Linked DNA regions of Homo sapiens: region 2 is linked to region 1. A link is an interaction called in ENCODE POLR2A ChIA-PET data of the cell type or tissue named here. Cell type or tissue: Panc1. All regions are shown on one strand. Each heading gives the region's core, and the rest is flanking DNA. Links, peaks and the distances in the headings are about the cores only.

What was found. ChIA-PET counts read pairs that join two places held together with the same protein. Peaks named below come from ENCODE experiments on the same cell type or tissue, not always from the same donor. Only the 100,000 strongest peaks of a DNase experiment are listed, where the experiment ranks them.
Region 2: POLR2A ChIA-PET joins it to region 1 with 12 read pairs; 2 of 35 experiments call an interaction of 5 or more read pairs at or near these places.

What each region holds. Positions count from the first base shown.
Region 1 is chr19:2,228,526-2,232,901 of GRCh38, reverse strand. DOT1L (DOT1 like histone lysine methyltransferase) reads right to left here. Exons shown (of 28, transcript NM_032482.3): 28 at 324-3,117. The coding sequence ends at 3,110. It also overlaps a transcript of PLEKHJ1 not described here. Among named protein-coding and RNA genes, the nearest start is that of MIR1227, 3.4 kb to the left of the region's middle. In Panc1, for the core only: CTCF peaks have their summits at 253, 884 and 1,083; no DNase peak of the experiment used is centred there.
Region 2 is chr19:2,028,853-2,033,228 of GRCh38, reverse strand. All of the region lies in intron 1 of LOC107985278 (a long non-coding RNA gene), which reads left to right. Among named protein-coding and RNA genes, the nearest start is that of BTBD2, 15 kb to the right of the region's middle. RefSeq lists an enhancer at 4,038-4,376. In Panc1, for the core only: no CTCF peak of the experiment used is centred there; no DNase peak of the experiment used is centred there; H3K4me3 peaks cover 405 bases; H3K27ac peaks cover 491 bases.

The DNA of each region.
Region 1 (4,376 bases), core at 245-4,244:
GGGGCCTGGGCGGGCTTTGGTCCATCTGATGTGAAAAGGACTTTGCCGATGTCATTGGGGTCGCAGATCTGGTTTTCCGTTCATCAAAAGGCACTTTGCCTGTGGCCTGGTGCCCTCATAAGCCTCCCCTTGCCTGTGGCCTGGTGCCCTCATAAGCCTCCCCAAGGCCAGGGTGTCCTGGTGTCAGCCCCCGGAGCTTCTGCTAGGAGCACCCCTAGGCCCTCCACTCCCCGTTTCGGCGATGACACACTAGCCGGGGCCTCTCACTGGCCGCCAGGAGACGCCTCATGCCACCTGGAAGAAAGGCTGCCATTCACACCAGGTCCGAGTGAAAACAGTCTGTTTATTACAGCGTCTAGAGGTGGGGATGCAGAATGCAGGGGTGCCCAGAGGAAGGGGCGCCTGCAGCCCAGGGGCGGACCGTGACAATGCGCGCAATCCAAATACAGTTCACCCGGAAGACACGGCAGAGCCTCCCACGTTACAAAGGCTGACACAGACCAGCAGCGTGTTGTGTTGGGAGGGGGGTCTGACCACGATGGCGAGGGCAGTCGGCGGGGGGTGGGGGGCCTGCTGACCACTGAACAGACTGACGCATCCTGGGGGCAGATAAATTAAGGGGGAAGTCTTAAATAAGTCACTGTGCGTGCCTCATGGGCCGAGGAGGGGGTATCCTAGTTTTTAGGGTTCCTATCAATTCCTGAGCAAGAGCCACTCCCAGGCGCCGCCCGCCCACCCACAGTCAGCAGCAGCAGCACAGGTCCCCGCCAGCTGCCCACGGAAACTCAGGCCAGGTGCCAGCACCAGGCTCCAGATCCCCAGTCTCCACAGCCACCCTGCCACCCGCCACACACCACCCCTCAGTCTGGGAGTGTCTGAGAAGAACACAGGCCCAGGGCTCAGAACAGGAGGGTGTCCGCAGGCAGCCACCACACTAGTTCACGTGTGGTGACACGCATATGACCCAGTGGGCTCAAGGAGACTTCTGCCTGGGCCAGTGGCTCTGAGACCCAGTGCGTGTCCTGAACATACGGTGGCCTGCGTGGGCAGGAGCCCTGCATGGCCATCTGCAGGACCCGTGATGGCACCCGGACTGCCACTGTCACCTAGAGGGAGGCAGAAGTAATACAGTGTTTAAAGAATGTGTCTTGTTCTAGACCAGGGACTCGGCCGTCTCTGCCATCAACCCTGTGGCGTATCCGGCCCGTGGCGACACAGAGCAGGCTGCCTGTCCTGAAGGCCAGGCTCGGGGCTTGGGGCTCAGGCAGAGGCACAGCACCTTCTAGCTGAGAGCACCAACGTGGGGTGGGGAGGGCACTGGGCACCACTTAAGAGGACAGGTCCGGAGCACCATCTTCAGAACTCAGCTATGTTGGAGGGTGGGGGTCTGAGAGGTTGTTGGGGGCTGGGGGAGGCAGCACCCCCCTCACCAGGCACAAGCAGGGGTCTTCAGGCCCTCCCACACAGGACTCCCCCACCTAGCAACCACAGAAGCCTTTCCTCCGTGGCTCCCTTTGGAGGCCACGTGGTAGGGATGTGACGTGTGTCCATCCTGCCCTTGGGAACCAGAACACAGGGCTGGCAGCTCCCTGGAGGGTGGATCTGTGGCACCTTGGGGAAGGGGCTCCCCGATGCCATCTCACAGGAGCAAGCACTTGAGAAGGTGGGCTCAGCAAGTGCCACACAGCCCAGGGCCAGATGCGGGGAGCTCAGACTCCCAGATCCCATCCTCCAGGGAGGGCACAGAGCCACCACTGCTCAGACAACCCAGGCCCTGACTGCTCAGGGCTCCAGAAGCACTGGAGTGGCCCTGCCTGCCTGCTACACCCCGGCCTCAGCTCCTCTCCTTCCACACCCAGTCCCAGGCACCCGCCAAGGCTGCAGAGTGGGGGGCCGACGTCACCCTGGGGCCTAGGGCCAGAGAGGCCAGGTTTCAGCAGTGCACCCTGGCCCCAGCACACCCACAGCAGCTGGGAGAACCAGCACAGGCTCCAAGGGATGGGTGCCAGGCGTGGCCCTGACAGGAAGGGATGTGGGGCAGGCAGGGGCGCCGGCAGCTCTGTCTGGGCTGCTGGGAGCTGCAACTGAGGGGTCTAGGGTCGGGGCTGACGCTGGGGCCATTTTGTGCACTGTTTGAATAAATAAGGTTTTTTCCCCTCGCTTTTCTTTCCTCTTCACTGTGCATTATACCATCTAAAAATAAAAGCTGTCAAATCTATGAAATTTATAAATTCTCATCACATCTCTATAAAATACTGCCACTCATTAGTGTGACTCTCTCCTGTACAGAAACACCAAGGGACCCACGACAGGCCTGCCCCGCATCGCAGGGCATGCTGCGAGCCATGGACAGCCGAGAAATACAAAAGTAAATGCACTTGTTCAACGTGCCCGCGCCGTCCTCACAGCACCATCGCGCAGCACATGGCCAGCTGCGTCACCGCGCAGGCCCCTTCACATGCAAGGGCGCAACCCACGCCCCGGAGGGTGAACAGTCTGGGGGTTCACAGTGCCGGGGTAAAGGTGAAGAGCTCAGGGCAGGCGCCAGGGCGCTCAGGAAGGGGCTCAGGCCGCGGGGAGGCCTCCGAGGAATGTGGTGGCGACGGGCCTGCCTTTGGTACGGGAGCAGCGCGTCGGGGGAGCCGGCCGGGCGGCGTTTCCGAGAACGGGGTTCGGCGTTGTCAGCGTCTAGTCAGCACCAAGCGGGTGGAGGCAGGCGCGGGCCTGGGGACGAGATAGCACCGGGGCAGGCTGTGGCGAATCCGCTGGCGGGCCCGCCCTGCAGACACGTGTCTTTATATAGAGCTCTCATATATAGATATTTATATTTCTCAATAAGTTGCCTTTTACCACTTAGATGGAATAAAATAAGTCAGAATTGTTTATACTTTTTAAAAAATGATAAATACTTTATCTAAAACTATCGACAGTACAAACTGGACCAGTCCCAGCCTCCTGCGGCGCGTGCCGCCGATTCACAGTGGAGCTCCCGTCCGTCCTTGCCTCTGCCGTCCAGGGGTGGGAGCCCGGCAGGCCGGCGGGCACCATGCCGCGGGCGCGAGTTGGTCCACACCGTCCTTGCATAGGTCTCGCGGTTGAGGTAGAAATCCTAGTTACCTGCAGAAGGGCACAGCGGGAAGAGCGGCCTGAGGTTACCATCGCGCCTGGGGGAGCCCAACACTCACCCAGGCTGGGGACCGAGGCCTCCCACGAGCACACACGCCACCTGGGGCCAGCACCATGACAGGCATAGTGCCAGCTCCTCTAACCACAACAGACGACGGGCGTGCCCCGTGACAGACCAGGGAGCCTGACACCTGGACACGCCGGCCAAGCTCCAGCCTTCCTCCAAAGGAGACACACAGCCGAGTCCAGCTAAAGCCACCCTACCTGCAGCTCATCTCCTAAGAGACCCAGCATAGCTTGTCCAGCCCGCAGGTGCCCGCATTGACCCGCCAGGCTGACCAGCCCTGGCCACAGCCTCCGCCTTGGCTCCTGGCTCCCAGTCCTCCTCTCCTTGCCCGGTGGGCTTTGGACTCGCCCAGGAAGGCCTGTGTCCCAGGGGCCCCTGAGGCAGAAGGCCAGGGGCAAGCAGAGGGCACCTTTGCACTACGCCGCCAGGCACGCCATGTCCCTGGAGGGCACGGGTGGCCAACTGCCCTCAGGGGTCAGCGGCCACAGTCTCCACAGCCTCTTGGGGGAGGAGTGAACAGGACATTCCCTGAAGGCCTCACATCATCAAAATCACTCCTGCTTCCAACTTCCTTCTGGTCTCAAAGGTGGGCACCGTCTACACTAACCTGCCCAGCTTGGTGCTGACATCTGAGCAGCTGAAAGCCCCTCGGCTGTGGGCCATGACCACAGGGCAGTGTGGCCATCAGCCGTGTCCAGCAAGGGGGCCTCAACACGCAGGGCACAGAGCTTGCCTCTCGACCCCGCCGGGAACCCATCAGCCCCCAGGCAGGCAGGGCACTTGGGGCTTCACTGGCTCCCTATGAGGGCATCCGAGGCTACTGGCCAGACAGCCCCGACCAGAGGCATCCAGCCAGCCACCCTGGCTCTCCAGGACCTCTGCAGCCGGCACCGTGCCTGCTACATGCTGGGCGCCTGGGGAACAGCACCAAGCCACGCCACCCGTCATGAGTGACCTGGGCCTGGTGCGGATGGAGCCCTGGAGACTGCTCTAGGAGCTAGAGCTCCCAGCCCCCTGGCCTGGCACCCCGTGAGCCTCGCCCACAGGGGCTGGCACAGCTGCCCCCAGGGCTGGCCTCAGTCCTGCGGCGTCACCGCAGGAACCCAGCTGCGGGCAGCTGGAACCCAACACACTCAGGCCACTCCATGGCTGGTGCCCGTCCTGTAGTCCCTCCTCTCGCGAC
Region 2 (4,376 bases), core at 98-4,097, 200 kb after region 1:
TTGGCTGCCCTGGCACCTAGTTTAGGTTCTAATAATAATAATAATAATAATAATGATAATAATAATAATTATTATTATTTTATTTAGTCTGGGTACAGTGGCCCACACCTGTAATCTCAATACTTTGGAAGGCTGAGGTGGGAGGATTGCATGAGCCCAGGAGTTCAAGGCTCAGAGTACCCAGCCTGCAAGCCTCCCCCTCAAACTCTGCCCTCCTCTCAGTTTCTCCAGCCCCAGCTCCTTCTGGATGCCGGGCCTATGCACCTGCTCCCCCTTCCAGCGGGGCCTCCCCAACATCCTCTGCACCTGGTTTCTCCTCTGCACCCTTCAGCCCCCGGATCTGGGATCACTTCTGGAGGTGCTCCCTAGGAGCTCGGGCCGTGTTGCAGCCGCATGACCATCCGTGAATGTTCCTCGCCCTGGGTTACTCATCTGCCACCCTTGAAGGTGGGCTGAGCTCAGCTGTCTCCTCCTTTGTCCTAGTTTGTGAACTCGCACATAACAGATTGAATGAATGAATGAATGAAGGCACACAGACGGCCCCCACCCGGCCATCCTCAGGGCTCCCTGGCCTGTTGCCCTTGTCCCTTGCCCAGCCTGGCTTGTGTGTAGGAAGTGTGGGAGGTGCCATAGGCCAAGTCACTTCCCTCCCGGGTGGCACCGAGCCCCGCCCAGCCCTGCCAGGCCCCCCCGCTGACCGCTGCCTGCCCCCGGCCGCCTGCCAGGAACAGCTTGTCTTCTGAGCTGCTGCTCTCAATCCTGTTTTTGTGGTTTCCTCTCTGCCAGTCCCGCCCTCTTCCAGTCTCTTCTTGTAGAGTGGCAGGAAAATTCTGGAGCTGGAGGAACTGGGAGCCTTTCACAGGCGGTGACCGAGGCCACCCCCAGCCTCCAGAGCCCAGTCTGCCCCTCTGTGAAGGGAACCACCAGCTCTGGCGCACAGGTGCCCGGGCCGGGGTCTGCCCACGTGTCCCACCGGGTCAGGGGTGGGAGCAAACTGAATCCTTCATGGCAAAATCACCTCTACATTGCAGCAGTGATTCGGGGATCCTTTAAAAAGACAGCAGCACATGCTACTGCACCACACAGATTGTCAGAGAAACCAGGTGTGGGGTGTGGACTGTGCGGAAACCCTGTGACCTTCACAATTTCTTTGAAACCCCAAAGCTGTTCTTTAGAAACATACATTTTTGGCTGTGCGTGGTGGCTCATGCCTGTAATCCCAGCACTTTGGGAGGCCGAGGCGGGGAGATATCTGAGGTCAGGAGTTCGAGACCAGCTTGGCTAACATGGTGAAACCCTGTCTCTACTAAGAGTCAAAAAATTAGCCGGGCGTGGTGTCGGGCGCCTATAATCCCAGTTACTCAGGAGGCTGAGGCAGGAGAATCGCTTGAACCTGGGAGGCGGAGGTTGCAGTGAGCTGAGATTGTACCACTGCACTCCAGCCTAGACAACAAGAGCAAGACTCTGGCAAAAACAAAAAGAAAAAACAAAACAAAACAAAACATTTTTTTTTCCGTGCCAATAGTGCTCCTGCAAACATGGTGAATGTTCCGAAAACACAGGTGCTTTTTGAGACGACGTCTCCCTCTGTTGCCCAGGCTGGAGTGCAGTGGCACGATCTCAGCTCACTACGACCTCCACCTCCCGGATTCAAGCGATTCACCTGCTCAGCTTTCTGAGTGACTGGGATTACAGGCACAGGCCATCACGCCCAGCTAACTTTTTCTGTGTGTGTGTGTGTGTGTGTGTGTGTGCACGCGCGTGTGTGTGTTTAGCAGAGACGGGGTTTCTCCATGTTGGCCAGGCTGGTCTCGAACTCCCGACCTCAGGTGATCCGCCTGCCTCGGCCTCCCAAAGTGCTGAGATTACAGGCGTGAGCCACTGCGCCCGGCCCCAAGAGCCTTTTTTATTTTTTTTTTTTGAGATGGAGTCTCGCTTTGTCACCCAGGCTGGAGTGCAGTGGTGCAATCTTGGCTCACTGCAACCTCCGCCTGCCGGGTTCACGCCATTCTCCTGCCTCAGCCTCCCCAGTAGCTGGGACGACAGGTGCCCGCCACCACACCCGGCTAATTGTTTGTATTTTTAGTAGAGATGGGGTTTCACCGTGTTAGCCAGGCTGGGCTCAAACTCCCAACCTCAGGTGATCCGGCCTCCCAAAGTGCTGGGATTACAGGCGTGAGCCACCGTGCCCGGCCCCAAAAGCCTTTCTGTAAGAAGTGTGGCCAGCGCCAATCCTACAAAGTGAGGCAGCGCTAGAGGAGCGAGGACTCTCTCTGAACCCAGGGAAAGTGGCCTTACAGGAAGCAGAGTGGCTGTGGTAGGCGGATTAAGTCGATTTTCCAGAAAAAGCTAAAACCACGAAGAAAATTGTGCTGAGGTGGCCGGGCGCGGTGGCTCACGCCTGTAATCTCAGCACTTTGGGAGGCCGAGGCGGGTGGATCACAAGGTCAGGAGATCGAGACCATCCTGGCTAACACGGTAAAACCCCGTCTCTACTAAAAATACAAAAAATTAGCTGGGCATGGTGGTGGGCACCTGTAGTCCCAGCTACTCGGGAGGCTGAGGCAGGAGAATGGCATAAACCCGGGAGGAGGAGCTTGCAGTGAGCCGAGATCGCACCACTGCACTCCAGCCTGGGAGACAGCAAGACTCCGTCTCCAAAAAAAAAAAGAAAATTGTGCCGAGGTGCAACTGCCTTGAGCCCCACTGTGGCGAGGAGCAAGCCTGAGCTGGGAGGAGATAAACCAAGAGACCAAGAAATAGTCAACAGACCCGTTCACAGTGCCATCGTTTTTATTTTTTTATTTTTTGAGACGGAGTCTCGCTCTGTCGCCCGGGCTGGAGTTCAGTGGCGAGATCTCGGCTCACTGCAACCTCTGCCTCCTGGGTTCAAGCGATTCTCATGCCTCAGCCCCCTGGGTAGCTGAGATTATAGGCATGCGCCACCACACTCAGCTAATTTTTGTATTTTTAGTGGAAACAGGGTTTTGCCATGGTGCCCAGGCTGGTCTTGAACTCCTGACCTCAAGTGCTCTACCCACTTTGGCCTCCCAAAGTGTTGGGATTACAGGCGTGAGCCACCGCACTTGGTCTTTTTTTTTTTTTTTTTTTTGGTGACAGAGTCTCGCTCTGTCACCAGGCTGGAGTTCAGTAGTGCAATCTTGGCGCACTGCAACCTCCGCCTCCCAGGTTCAAGCGATTCTCCTGCCTCAGCCTCCCAAGTAGCTGGGATTACAGGTGCCCGCCACCATGCCTGGCTAATTTTTGTATTTTTAATAGAGACAGGATTTCACCATGGTGGCCAGGCTGATCTCAAACTCCTGACCTCAGGTTATCCACCCGCCTCAGCCTCCCAAAGTTCTGGGATTGCAGGTGTGAGCCACCATGCCCGGATGGATAATAATAATAACAATTTTATTTAGGCTGGATGCAATGGCTCACGCCTGTAATCCCAGCACTTTGGGAGGCTGAGGTGGGAGGATTGCTTGAGCCCAGGAGTTCAAGAGCACACTGGACAATATAGTGAGACCCGTATCTCTACAAAAAATACAAAAATTAGCCAGGTGTGGTGGCACATACCTGTAGTTCCAGCTACTCGGGAGGCTGAGGCAGGAGGATCCCTTGAGCCCAGGAATTTGAGGCTGCAGTGAGCTATGATCATATCACCGCCCTCCAGCCTGTAACAAACTAAGTAACAAACTTAGTAACAAACTAAGTAACAAACTTAGTAACAAACTAAGACCCTGTCTCAATTAATAATAGTAATAATGGCCGGGCACGGTGGCTCATGCCTGTAATTCCAACACTGAGAGGCTGAGACCAGTGGATCGCTTGAGGCCAGGAGTTTGACACCAGCCTGGGCAACACAGTGAGACCCCCGTCTCTATTGTAAAAAACAATAAAATAATAATAATGGGCCGGGCGCAGTGGCTCACGCCTGTAATCCCAGCACTTTGGGAGGCCGAGGCTGGCAGATCACGAGGTCAGGAGATCGAGACCATCCTGGCTAACACAGTGAAACCCCGTCTCTACTAAAAAAATACAAAAAATTAGCCGGGCGTGGTGGCGGGAACCTGTAGTCCCAGCTACTCAGGAGGCTGAGGCAGGAGAATGGCATGAACCTGGGAGGTGGAGCTTGCAGTGAGCAGAGACCGCACCACTGCACTCCAGCCTGGGCGACAGAGCGAGATTCCCTCTCAAAACAGAAACAAAATGTGTTGAGGACTAATTTATTGCCCCAGGACTGGGAGAAGGCCAGCAGGATGTCTCTCCTCCCTCTGCAGCATAAAAGGACTCACACAAATTTTACTTCCTGCCATTGTCACTAACCACAGGGATCCCTCCTGCTGGATCAGCCCCTTTCATTCTGGCCTTTA